Linked DNA regions of Homo sapiens: region 2 is linked to region 1. Evidence: chromatin contacts called from ENCODE Hi-C or POLR2A ChIA-PET data. All regions are on one chromosome and are shown on one strand. Each heading gives the region's core, a stretch centred on a gene start or an enhancer-like site at or near the end of the contact. The rest is flanking DNA. Distances are from core to core; before and after follow the strand shown. Region 1 overlaps GNG7 (G protein subunit gamma 7). Region 2 overlaps GNG7 (G protein subunit gamma 7).

Evidence for each region. A loop is a pair of places that touch in the nucleus more often than their neighbours do. ChIA-PET counts read pairs that join two places held with the same protein, here RNA polymerase II (POLR2A). Pooled maps may share reads with other maps.
Region 2: a loop to region 1 is called in a map of tibial artery, with 13 times the contacts of the local background. The contact joins two enhancer-like sites. A Hi-C loop is called at or near these places in 56 of 168 maps with a recorded cell type or tissue (CD8-positive, alpha-beta T cell, Caco-2, Calu3 and 34 more) and 38 of 50 pooled maps. POLR2A ChIA-PET finds 5 or more read pairs at or near these places in 31 of 52 experiments (A549, A673, AG04449 and 26 more).

Annotation. Positions count from the first base shown.
Region 1 is chr19:2,541,494-2,547,647 of GRCh38, forward strand. All of the region lies in intron 3 of GNG7 (G protein subunit gamma 7), which reads right to left. Among named protein-coding and RNA genes, the nearest start is that of GADD45B, 68 kb to the left of the region's middle. RefSeq lists enhancers at 1-75, 1,716-2,535, 2,170-2,229, 2,536-3,355, 3,356-4,174 and 5 more and a silencer at 2,720-2,809. Within about 2 kb of position 2,216, at least 34 of the 41 ENCODE cell types and tissues checked have a DNase peak (open chromatin) inside an H3K27ac peak, as active enhancers do; they include HCT116, IMR-90, PC-3 and 16 more, where a contact is called at or near this core.
Region 2 is chr19:2,575,526-2,581,689 of GRCh38, forward strand. The region is part of intron 2 of GNG7 (G protein subunit gamma 7); the gene reads right to left. Among named protein-coding and RNA genes, the nearest start is that of MIR7850, 52 kb to the right of the region's middle. RefSeq lists enhancers at 1-293, 1,443-1,587, 3,886-4,180, 3,999-4,048, a cis regulatory region at 1,509-1,522 and a silencer at 3,886-4,180. Within about 2 kb of position 4,011, at least 32 of the 41 ENCODE cell types and tissues checked have a DNase peak (open chromatin) inside an H3K27ac peak, as active enhancers do; they include HCT116, IMR-90, PC-3 and 16 more, where a contact is called at or near this core.

The DNA.
Region 1 (6,154 bases), core at 966-3,465:
GGAGGCCGAGGTGGGTGGATCACGAGGTCAGGAGTTCGAGACCAGCCTGGCCAAGATGGTGAAACCCCGTCTCTACTAAAAATACAAAAAACAAAAAAATTAGCCTGGCATGGTGGTGGGCACCTGTAATCCCAGCTACTCAGGAGGCTGAGGCAGGAGAATCGCTTGAACCTGGGAGGCGGAGGTTGCAGTGAGCCGAGATCACGCCACTGCACTCTAGCCTGGGCGACACAGCAAGACTCCATCAAAAAAAAAAAAAAAAATTAAAAGGTAAGCTGGGTGTGGTCGCACAAGCCTGTAGTCTCAGCTACTCCGGGAGGCTGAGGCGGGAGGATGGCTTGAGGCCAGGAGTTTGAGGTTGCAGTGAGCTAGGGTTTCACCATTGCACTCCAGACTGGGGGACAAAGTGAGACTCTGTCTCAAGAAAATAAAAATAAAATAAGAAAGGCTGATCAGGGCCGAGGGCTGAGATGGGAAGAAATGGTGCTTCTGTACCCAGTGCTGCTGGGCCTCCTGTCTGGGGCTGGCTGCAGGGCGGCCCTTCCAAAGAGCTCCCTGTGGCAGGTGCACAGTCGGGCCTTGGCTAGGCTCATGGGAGGCAGCGCTGTGTGTTCTTTTTTTTTTTTTTTTTTTTTTTTTGAGATGGAGTCTTGCTCTGTCACCCAGGCTGGAGTGCAATGGCGTGATCTCGGCTCACCGCAACCTCCGCCTCCCAGGTTCAAGTGATTCTCCTGCCTCAGCCTCCCGAGTAACTGCGATTACAGGCGCTCACAACCACATCCAGCTAACTTTTGTATTTTTTAGTCGAGACGGGGTTTCACCATGTTGCCCAGGCTGGTCTTGAACTCCTGGCCTCAAGCAATCCACCCACCGCGGCCTCCCAAAGTGCTGGGATTACAGGTGCGAGTCACCGCGCCTGGCCTGGGGTGGGTTTTTTCATTTGTGCACTGAATGTTTATTACTGACAGCCAGCAAGGAAAGGGGGACTGCGCCCTACGACTGCAAGGAAGTGAATTCAGGAAGAACCTGAATGAGCTGGGGACGACAACTGGAAGCTTCGCGTCAGACAGCAGGCGGCTCACGTTTCAGTTTCAGCCTGGGAGACCCTGGGCAGAGGACGTCATTGCACCATGACCTCCAGAACTGTAAGCTCAGGCAGGCGTGTTGCTCTAAGCCACCACATATGCAGTAGTTTCTTATGCAGTGTAAGGAGCTGATACGCAAGGCCAGGATGGGACTGGTTGGGGTCTCCAGGCTGGAGGGCCCCCCGGTGAGCAGGCATGGGGTCCCACAGCCCAGGACAGCTTCAGCTCTTATTTGCCATCTGCTGCTGCTAGGTGTTAGACGCTGGACTGAGCATGCTGCACACATCATCTCTGCTGTTTTCCTTTTTTTTTTTTTTTTTTGGTGGTTTTTGTTTTGTTTTGTTTTGTTTTTGAGGCAGAGTCTCGCTCTGTCACCCAGGCTGGAGTGCAATGACGCCATCTCGGCTCCCTGCAACCTCCGCCTCCCAGGTTCAAGTGATTCTCCTGCCTCAGTCTCCCGAGTAGCTGGGATTACAGGCATCCACCACCACACCAGGCTTATTTTTTATTTTTATTTTTTTGTAGAGACAGGGTTTCACCATGTTGGCCAGGCTGGTCTCAAACTCCTGATCTCAAGTGATCCACCTGCCTTGGCCTCCCAAAGTCCTGGGATTCCATGTATGAGACGCCGTGCCTGGCCTCCTTTTTTTTTTTTTTTTTGACACAGGGTCTTGCTCTGTCACCCAGGCTGGAGTGCAGTGGTGCAATCACAGCTCACTGCAGCCTTGACCTCCTGGCCTCCAGAGATCCTCCCACCTCAGCCTTCTGAGTAGCTGGGACTACAGGTGTGCACCACCATGCCCGGCTAATTTTTAATATTTTTTCTTTTAGAGCTGGGGCCTCACCGTATTGCTCAGGCCAGTCTCAAACTCCTGGGCTCAAGCAATCCCTCTGCTTCGGCCTCCCAAAGTGCTAGGATCCCGGGCATGAACCCCCGCTCCCGGCCTGCAATTTTTCTTTTCACAGCCCTGAGATGAGGGTGCAGCATTAAAACCCGTGCAGAGGGTGGCTGCTTCTCCATGAGCCGAGCAAACCGTCCTCCCATGGCTGCTTCCTGTAAACCGGCTCCTAAGGCCAGCGGGCGTTTGCTCTCCTGACGGCACAGGAAGTCAGGCTCAGCGAATTCCAGCTCAGAGCGGGCTCTGGCGGCTTCCAGGCAGCTCCACAATGAGGCGGCTGCGCTTTTCCAGTCTGCTCATCAAAGCAGAGCCAGCCTTGTGTGGCGCGGCGTGCCGGGGTGAGTCAGCCCCGGGGGAAGGTGGCCTTGAAGGCGGGAGGGGCGGCCGGCCTGCAGCAGCAACGTGAGAACAGAAGCAACCTTCATCTGGCTCTAAAACTTCCAGAACCAGTAGCTTTATAGCTCGCAGAGCTCCTGGACTCTTTCCTCCTGGGGGTCTGGCAATCCCCCACCTCTCACCCCTCCAAACCTCTGCCTGCCTCGAAAAAGGAAAGAAAAATAAACCCCAAGCAACAAAACCAGCAACCAGATTTGGCAGGAGGGGAGACAATGCTTGGAGTGGAAACGTCAGCCCTTCCCCGTGGAGGGATGACTGCTTCTGAGAACACAGTGTTCAGAGACAAGAGAGACAGGGTGTTATGTTTAGAGAGGAAAAGATCCAAACCCAAACAAAATGGAACAGTAGTTTGGGAGAGAAGAGAAGGCTCCGAGGCACTGTGAGGAACAAGTCGCCTTCGTACAGTGGCTGGGGCAGCTGGGTTTGCAGAGAGCTGTGTCCCTGGGCACCTGCGTCAATGTGCACATCTGCACGCCTGCTGTGGGCACGAGGGCCTCAGCCATGAGCACCCCCGGGAGCCATGAGGACCTCAGTGCATCTCACAGAAGCCCCTGAGGACAGTGTGCAGTGGCGCGATCTCGGCTCACTGCAACCTCCGCCTCCCGGGTTCAGGAGATTCTCCTGCCTCAGCCTCCTGAGTAGCTGGGGTTATAGGCGCCCCCCACCCCCACCACGCCCAGCTAATTTTTGCATTTTTAGTAGAGATGGGGTTTCACCATGTTGGCCAGGTTGGTCTCAAACTCCTGACCTCAGGTGATCTGCCCACCTTGGCCTCTCAAAGTGCTGGGATTTTAGGCATGAGCCACCGTGCTGGGCCAACAGTGGCTCTTAATTGGGGGGGTGGGTGATTCAGCCCCGCCAGGAAACCCTGGGCGATGCCTGAGACATCTGTGGTTGTCGGGGTTGGGGGAGCTCCTGGCATGGAGTGGGTGGAGGCCAGGGGCGCTGCTCAGCAACCGTAAGTGCCCAGCACAGCCTCACCCCAGAGAAGGATCTTACCCCACTGTCCACAGTGCTGAGGGAGAAGACCCTGAGTTAATTATTTGGGGAAAATGGGGTTCAATCCCTACCCACACTAGAATAAGCTCCCAACGGGATGGATGGTGTGAACCAGGGGGACCCCCAACTCCTGGGATTCACCTCCTCTCTCCCTCCCAGCTCGGTGTGGATTTCATTGTGTGCAGCCTCCTGGGACCTCAGCACAGCAGAGGATCATGGGACGCAGAGTCTCTTGGGGGTCCGTGGAATCCCCTATCCCTGGGGGTTTCACCTAGAGGTAATTCCGTCCCCCAGGGGACCCTGGGCGCTGTCTGGCGACATCTGTGGTTGTCGTAACTGGGGGGTGCTCCTGGCATGGAGTGGGTGGAGGCCAGGGATACTGCTCAGCACCCTGCAGTGCCCAGGACAGGCCCACCTCAGAGAACAATCTGGCCGCCATGTCTACAGTGCCTAGGGGACCCTGGTTTAGACTCTGCAGAAAGGTGCACACATAGGCCGGGCACGGTGGCTTATGCCTGTATTTCCAGCACTTTGGGAGACCGAGGCGGGCGGATCACTTGACGTCAGGGGTTCGAGACCAGCCTGGTCAACATAGTGAAACCCCATCTCTACTAAAAAAAAAATCAAAATTAGCTGGGCATGGTAGCGCATGCCTGTAATCCCAGCTACTCAGGAGGCTGAGGCAGGAGAATTGCCTGAACCTGGGAGGCAGAGGTTGCAGTGAGCCAAGATTGCGCCACTATACTCCAGCCTAAGCAACAAGAGCGAAACTGTCTTAAAAAAAAAAAAAAAAAAAAAAGGCCAGGTGCAGTGGCTCATGCCTGTAATACCAGCACTTTGGGAGGCTGAGGTGGGTGGATCACCTGAGATCAGGAGTTTGAGACCAGCCTGGCCAACACGGTGAAACCCCCTCTCTACTAAAAATACAAAAAAATTAGCCGTGAGTGGTGGTGGGCACCTGTAATGCCACTACTCAGGAGTCTGAGGCAGGAGAATTGCTTGAACCCGGGAGGTAAAGGTTGCGGTGAGCCAAAATCGCGCCACTGCACTCCAGCCTGGGCAACGGAGCGAGACTCTGCCTCAAAAACAAAACAAAACAAAACAAAACAAACAAACGAAAAAGAAAGGTGCACACAGCTTCCAGAGCGGACACAGGGCATCAGGGTGAGAAGGCACAGGGCAACGATCAGGCGTTGATGTGTCCCCTGGCAGCTGGGATGCAGGCCCCCCACGGCCTGCCATGTTCTCACCAGGACGCCAAAGAGGGGACCCACGCAGAGCCCGGGGAGCCCGACTGAAATGGAAACTTCAATACAAGAGACAGGTCTGAGACTGGCCACACCTGCTGCCCGCTCCACAGAACCCCAGGGCCCCCTCAGCAACCAGGGTCTGCATGCAGAGACCCTGCACCCAGCGTGGGCACCCACCCTGCACCTGCAGCCTCTCCAGGGCCAGGTCGCCCAGCAGGGCCTGGGAGGGCGGCTGTGTGTGGGGCCTTCCGTGCCAGCTCTGACCGTTGGTGGCTCTGTGACCTCAAGGCAGGGCCGTGGGGCCCAGGGCTGCGGGCGGGAGGGCCTCTGCCACATGGAAGGGAGGGCCGCACTGGCTGGAAAATAGTGCCTTGTGACTGTCCCTGTCAGTGTGGGCCCTTTGCTCTCAGGCTAAATCGGTCCCCGGGGCAGCTATATTTAGAAGGGGCTAAAGAGAGGGAATGAATGAGGTGCCCACGAGAAAGTGAAAAATAGACCAGCGGGGCAGGTCCCGCCGCTGCCTTCAGCCGGAGCTTGGAGCCTAAGAATGAGCCGGCTTGTTCAGACAAAGAGGCCGCGACGACAGAGGGTGACGCGCCGCCAGTGTGGGTTTGGTCGCCGCGGTGACGGGAGCAGGAGAAAAGAAAAGCTGCTCTCTGTCCACCCGGCGGTGGGGTCGGCGGGGGCGGGGGATGACCACGGTCATGTGAGAGTTTGCAAGCCCGGGAACCGGGGCCGGGCCAGGACACTGAACCCCGTGGCTCCTGTCACTCCAGTTCTGGGCTTCCCGGCTGAGGAAATGCTGTCACCCTGGCCCCGGGCCAGGGCAAGGGGCAGCGCCGGCCTCGTGACGGTGGTGCTCGGGAGCTGAAGGGCAGGAGGGTTAGGAAGAGAACAGAGGGCAGTACCGGGCCTTCCCACCTCAGCACAGGTGGGTCTTTCTCCACGCATGCCCCCCCCCCAGAAAACTCCTACACATCCTGCAAAGCCCCACCGATGTCATCCCCTCTGAGAAGCCCCTGATTGCAACCATCTATGCACAGCCAGGCTGCACTAAAACCCCTTCTCCGCACACTGGCAGCTCCCTGGACGTTCGTTGTGTCCTGTGACATTGTGGCTGCTGCACACGACCCATGTTTCTCATCTCACAGCTCTGGGCTCAGAGTCCAACATGGGCCTCACTGGTTTAAAATCAAGGCACAGGCAGGGCTGGTCCCTCCTGGAGGCTCCAGGGGAGAATCTCTTTCCCGCCTTTCGCCTAGAGGTGCCCGTATCCCTCGGCTCGGGACCCTTCCTCCCCCTTCACAGACACAGCACAGCCTCTTCAGTCTCTCTCTGACTCTCACCCTCCTGCCTCCTCTCGTGAGGATCCTGTGAGGTCACTGCGCCCCCCCACCCCGGATCATCCACGGTGGTGCTCTCATGACTCAGGTGGTCCTTCACTCAATCCCACCTGCAGAGTCCCTTTTTCCATGTGTGGTGACACAGCCACAGCTCCCAGGGATTAGGACATGGATGTCTTTGA
Region 2 (6,164 bases), core at 2,761-5,260, 36 kb after region 1:
GGCACACGCAGACAGGCAGGCACACGCAGACACACGCAGGCACACGCAGACACGCAGGCACACGCAGACACGCAGGCACACGCAGGCACACACAGACATGCAGGCACACACAGGCACACGCAGACACGCAGGCACACGCAGGCACATGCAGACACGCAGGCACACGCAGACACACGCAGACAGGCAGGCACACGCAGACACGCAGGCACACGCACACGCAGGCACACGCAGACACGCAGGCACACGCAGGCACATGCAGACACGCAGGCACACACAGACATGCAGACACACGCAGGCACACGCAGACAGGCAGGCACACGCAGACACGCAGGCACACGCAGACACAGGCACACGCAGGCACACGCAGACACGCAGGCACACGCAGGCATACACAGACACACAGGCACATACAGACACACAAAGGCAGACACATGCAGACACAGGCACATGCAGGCAGACACACACATGCTCACACTCAGGTACACGCAGACATGCAGACACACACACAGACACACACAGACACATGCTCACACTCAGGTACACGCAGACATGCAGACACACACACAGACACACACAGAACCAGACACACAGATGCATGCAGACACACACAGACACATGCGGCACGGGCACGTGCTCCCAGAGCAGGAGTTGTGAGGCTGGCAGGCTCCAAGACTGAGTTTCCCAACCCACCGCAGTGGGGCGGCCTCGGATGACGTGCAGGCGTGCAGCCCGGACGGCCCCAGGGGACTGCAGCAAAAACAAACATGCCGGGTTGATTCCAGCAGAACCCTTCGACCCAGGCCTGCACACGGTGTGCTGGGAATCCGCCCTGGGTGGGGCTGACCCACTCCCTCCTAGAGTTCACCGTGGTCCCTGGATGCTTGCTGACCCCAGGGAGGACAGGGCGGGCCGCGGCAGGCGGGGGACGGGCACTGCAGCAGCTGGTGGCCACCCTCACACGTCTGGGAAACCAGGAACCCTTGGGAACTAAACTTGGTCTTTTTTATTTTATTATGTATTTATTTATTTATTTATTTAAGAAACAGGGGTCTTGCTTCACTGCCCAGGCTGAGTGCAGGGGTGCAATCACAGCTCAATGCAGCCTCCACCTCCTGGGCTCAAGCGATCCTCCCACCTCAGCCTCCTGAGTAGCTGGGACTACAGGTGCGTACCAGCCCATCTGGGTAATTTTTAAAACTTTTTTTTACAGATGGGGTCTCCCTGGGTTGCCCAGGCTGGTCTCAAACTCCTGAACGCAAGCGATCCTGCTGCCTCAGCCTCCTGAGTAGCTAAGATTACAGGAGTGCAGCATCACCCTGGCTAATTTTTAAAATTTGTTCTAAAGACAGGGTCTCGCTATGTGGCCCAGGCTGGTCTCAAACTCCTGGGCTCAAGTGATCCTCCCACCTCAGCCTCCCAAAGTGCCGGGATTACAGGCGTGGGCCTCTGTGCCCGGCCTGAATTTGCTCTTAAGTCATTCACGCTACGTGAGTCACCAGGGCTGTCCCGTGTGCAAAGTTCCAGTAAGTCTTTGTATTCCTGTTGGCAGGGTCAGGACAAGGTCCACCTCGCAAGCTGGGGCTGTGGGGCAGTGAGCTCAGTCTCTGTGTTGCGTAACCAATTGCCATCCATGTGGCGCCTTCCAACACACATCCACTTAGTACGTCACGGTTTGTGGGGTCAGGAGTCCGGGAACAGCCAAGCCAGGGCCTCTGTTCAGGGTACCCCCAGGGCTGCAGTCTGGGTGTTGGTTGGGGCTGCGTCTCATCCAAGGCTCGCCCGGGGAAGGCTCTTCATCCAGCATTCCCTCAGGCTGTTGGCACCATTTGCCTCCCTGTGGTTGTAGGACCGGGGTCCCTGTTTCCTTGCTGGCTGTTGCCTGGGGGACACTCCCAGCTCCTATGGGCCACCCTTGGGTCCTAGCTATCAGACCCTCCTCGGGCCTTCTCGCAATGCACCGCTCACTTCTTCACACCAGGAACCAGCAGGGGAGTGTCTTCCCACAACTCTGCTAAGCTAGAGTCTTCTGGGTGGGCGTGGTGGCTCACGCCTGTAATCCTAGCACTTTGGGAGGCTGAGGCAGGAAAATTGCTTTAAGCCAGGAGGCGGAGGTTGCAGTGAGCCGAGATCACGCCACTGCACTCCAGCCTGGGTGACAGAGCAAGATTCCATCTCAAAAAAAAAAAAAAAAAAAAAATCAGCGTAATATTTTACATATTATATATGCATGTAAGCATTTGCTACATATTTATATTGAGAAATAAATCTAAAAAGAAAATGTAGAACATCCCTATATAAAATGTTATGGTGTTATTTTCCTTTTTTTTTTTTTTTGAGATGAAGTCTTGCTGTCACCCAGGCTGGAATGCAATGGCGCAATCACAGCTCACTGCAGCCTCAACCTCCCAGGCTCCAGATCCTCCCACCTCAGCCCCTCGAGTAGCTGGGACCACAGGTGTGCACCACCACGCCCGGCTAATTCTTTTATTTTTTTGTAGAGACGGAGGTCTCGTTGTTGCCCAGGCTGGTCTTGAACTCTTGGGCTCAAGTGATCCTCCCACCTTGGCCTCCCAAAGTGCTGAGATTACAGGCGTGAGCCACCGCGCCCGGCTACGTGCTTGTCTTATTCAGCATTATGACATCATAGAGGGTGCTGATTCTTAGGGGCTTTGAGGGTCTCTGAGGGCTTTGAGGCTCAGAGATCTGCTGAGACACAGGTAGCGTAGGCAGAGCTGGGACAAATCCCCCGTTAGAGCCGGGGGCCCTCGGAGAACCCAATACGGGACCCAGAGGACCGAGGGCAGCCTAGTGCCAACTCCTGACTCGCCCTGTTCTCTACTATGTTAGGAAGCTATTTGCAGTTTTGTATTTGATAGAATCTCTTCCTGAATGCTTGCTCCGATCCTTTGTGGAATGAGGCAGAATATAAATAAATCAACAGAAAACGGTGCTCCAGCCACAAGCAAGAGACTGCCCGTCCTGCAGGGCCTAAGGAATTCACGAGCAACGCCCGCCCAGGGGCTGGGCTCAATGGCTGGCAGCCACAGGTTTCATCGCTAACCAGGCCGGAGAAGCTGGGCAGAAAAGCACCTGTTTGCAGCTTTTCAGCAGGACCTCTCCCCCTCAGCCCTGTGGACATTGGGGCTGGATCCTTCTCTCTGGGGTGGGGCCGTCCTGGGCACTGCAGGGTGCTGAGCAGCGTCTCTGGTCTCCACCCACTCCCTGCCAGGAAGCCCCCCAACACCCCGAGACCAAGAATCATCAGCTTCCAAATGTTAACATGCACAAGTAGGGAAACCGATGCTAAAGGATTTTAAGGTCACAGAGCTGGGAAGGGGTGGATCGGGGCCTCAAACCCCTGGCTCCCGGCCCCCCAGGGGCCGAGCTGTGGGGATGTGGATCCCAGACTGACCCCGGCATGGAAAACCACCAGCGTGGCCCGGCGCCAGACCTGCTTGTCTGTCGCTTGTCTGCGAGAGGCCAGGAAATGGCTGGGAGAGGGAGAGACGGTTAAACGAAAAAACATCCCAAGAATGCACATGGCTCGTCTCCGGCCCTGGCAGCCCGCCCCGCCGGTGCCTGCAGCAGAGGGTCCCGTGATTTGGGGCTCCGCCTCAGCATCTGCGGGATGGGTGCCCCCGGCCGGGCAGGTCCAGACGCCAAGGTCTGCACAGGGGTCACCCGGACACACCTGACTCGGACCATGTGGCTAAGTTTGTTTTGAAATTTCACTGCCCCAGCGTAACCCAGAGTCCAGGCCACGCCCAGCACGGCTGGCTCCCGTCCGGGTCTCTGTGTCCTGCAGCTCAGGGTGGCCAGGGCGGGCGGGCAGGAGGGCAGGCACCTGGCACCCACCCAGACCTGCGCCCTGGCCATCAGGCTGCCCCGGGAAGCCGGGCGACCGGGAAGATAGCAGAGTCAACAGGGCGGGTGCAGGAAAGGGCGCTCCCCATGCGAGCCTCTGAAGCCCTCGGCACACAGCCCTGGAGGCTGGGAATCCTTGAGCGTTTTCCTCTGAGGTCTCCAAGTGTTTATGGTAACAAGAGGAGGGAGGAGGGCGAGGGGACGGCCGCCGCTGGGCAGCAGCTCCGCCTGCTGGTCACCTTCCTCGGGGACATGCAAGGACAAGCTGCCGACGGAAGGGGCTTTGGCAGAAATGCGGGGAGCAGGGGACGCACCCCCACGGACAGGGGCTTTTCTGGTTGCCAAACGTGCAGACGACGGGCCTGACATCCCCATTTCCCAGGAACTCTGTGGATGGGTGTCCTGGGGCTGCCGTAAGAAAGTGCCACAAATGGGGGACTGGGAGGGGGTCTTAAAACCACAGACATGGATCCTCTCCCAGTTCTGGAGGCCAGAAGTCCAAAATCATGGGGTCTGCAAGCCTGTGCTCCCTCCAGAGGTTCCAGGGGAGAACGCTTTCTGCCTCCTCCAGTTCTGGGGGCGCAGGTGTCTCTCAGCTTGTGTCCTCCTCGGACACCTGGCCAGAATCCACTAGGACTTTAAAAAAAACCATTGCACCCCCCCAGTGCCATCCCAGAGGACCCACTCAATAAACACTGGAGCAACTCCCAGGGCAGGGGAATGCAGGTGTGCCCAGGGGTCAGGGCCCATACACGCAGCTGAGTGAGCCCTGCCAACCCTACCAGTCCCAGTCCTGGCCCCCGACATTGGTCCCGGCCTGGCCTGCTCACCCCTTCATGCCTCTCTGTCTAAGGGGCAGGGATAGGACGCAGCCCTGCTGCTCTCTGTCTGGTTCTATTTTTTTTTTTTTTTTTTTTTTGAGGCTGAGTCTCACTCTGTTGCCCAGGCTGGAGTGCAGTGGTGTGATCTCGGCTCACTGCAACCTCCGCCTCCTGGTTTCAAGAGATTCTCCTGCCTTGGCCTCCCAAGTAGCTGGGACTACAGGTGCACTCCACCATGTCCGGCTAATTTTTGTATTTTTAGTAGAGACGAGGTTTTGCCATGTTAGCCAGGCTGGTCTCGAACTCCTGACCTCAGGGGATCCACCTGCCTTGACCTCCCAAAGTGCTGGGATTGCAGGCATGAACCACCGTGCCCAGCTCTGTGCCTGGTTCTGTTTTATTTTATTTTAGAGACAAGGTCTTGCTGTTACCCAGGCTGGAGTGCAGTGGTGCAATCACAGCTCACTGCAGCCTCAAACTCTTGGCCTCAAGGGATCGTCCCCACTCAGCCTCCCAAGTAGCTGGGACTACAGGTGCCACCAAGCCCAGTTAATTTTTACATTTTTTTTTTTGAGACAGAGTCTTAGTCTGTCTCCCAGGCTGGAGTGCAGTGGTGCAATCACGGCTCACTGCAACCTCCCCCTCCCAGGTTCAAGCGATTCTCCTGCCTCAGCCTCCCGAGTAGCTGGGATTACAGGTGTGCACCACCACGCCCGGCTAATTTTTGTATTTTTAGTAGAGACAGGGTTTCACCATGTTGGCCAGGATGGTCTTGAACTCCCGATCCTAGATGCTCCACCCGCCTCAGCCTCCCAGAGTGTTGGGATTACAGGCGTGGGCCACTGCGCCCGGCCTCTGCCTGGTTGTTGAGGCAGAGACTGGTGTCTTCTTCCCTCGTCTTCCCCTCATATCAGGCCTCAAGAAAGACTTCCATGAACGCTGTGGGAAAATGCACTATGATGTCCCTCACTAGAAGTGCCTTCGCCGCAGGCCCAGCCTGAAAGTGATTAATCTCTGCTTCCTCCTCTCCCCTCCCCCAACAGAGTTTGTCTAAAAGTGCCCAGAGGCCTGGGTGACAGACTGATGGGGGGGGCCGCGGGGGTGGAGGGGTGATGGGGGTGGGGGGGTGGGGGGCGGAGGGTGTCTCTCGGGTGGCCTGGAGCACCAGCAGTCAATTCCTTCACTTGCAAATTGCCCAGGAGGGGTCAGCAGAGATACTGAGTTCCCAAACCACAGGGGGGTGAGAACAGGTCTGAGGCTGTGGGGTGGGATGTGGGGGCCCCCTCCCTGGTCCCTGGTGTTGTTTACCAAACACAGCAGCAAAGCTGTGTCTGCAGCCAGGACGCCTGCAGCCAAGCTCCTGGCTGCACTCCCAATGCCCACTTCTGCACGTGTTTTCACCCCACCCTGCAGGGATGGGACACCTCCCCTTCTTGAGGGTGAGGACACTGTGACATGTTCCTCAACAAGATGCCTGGC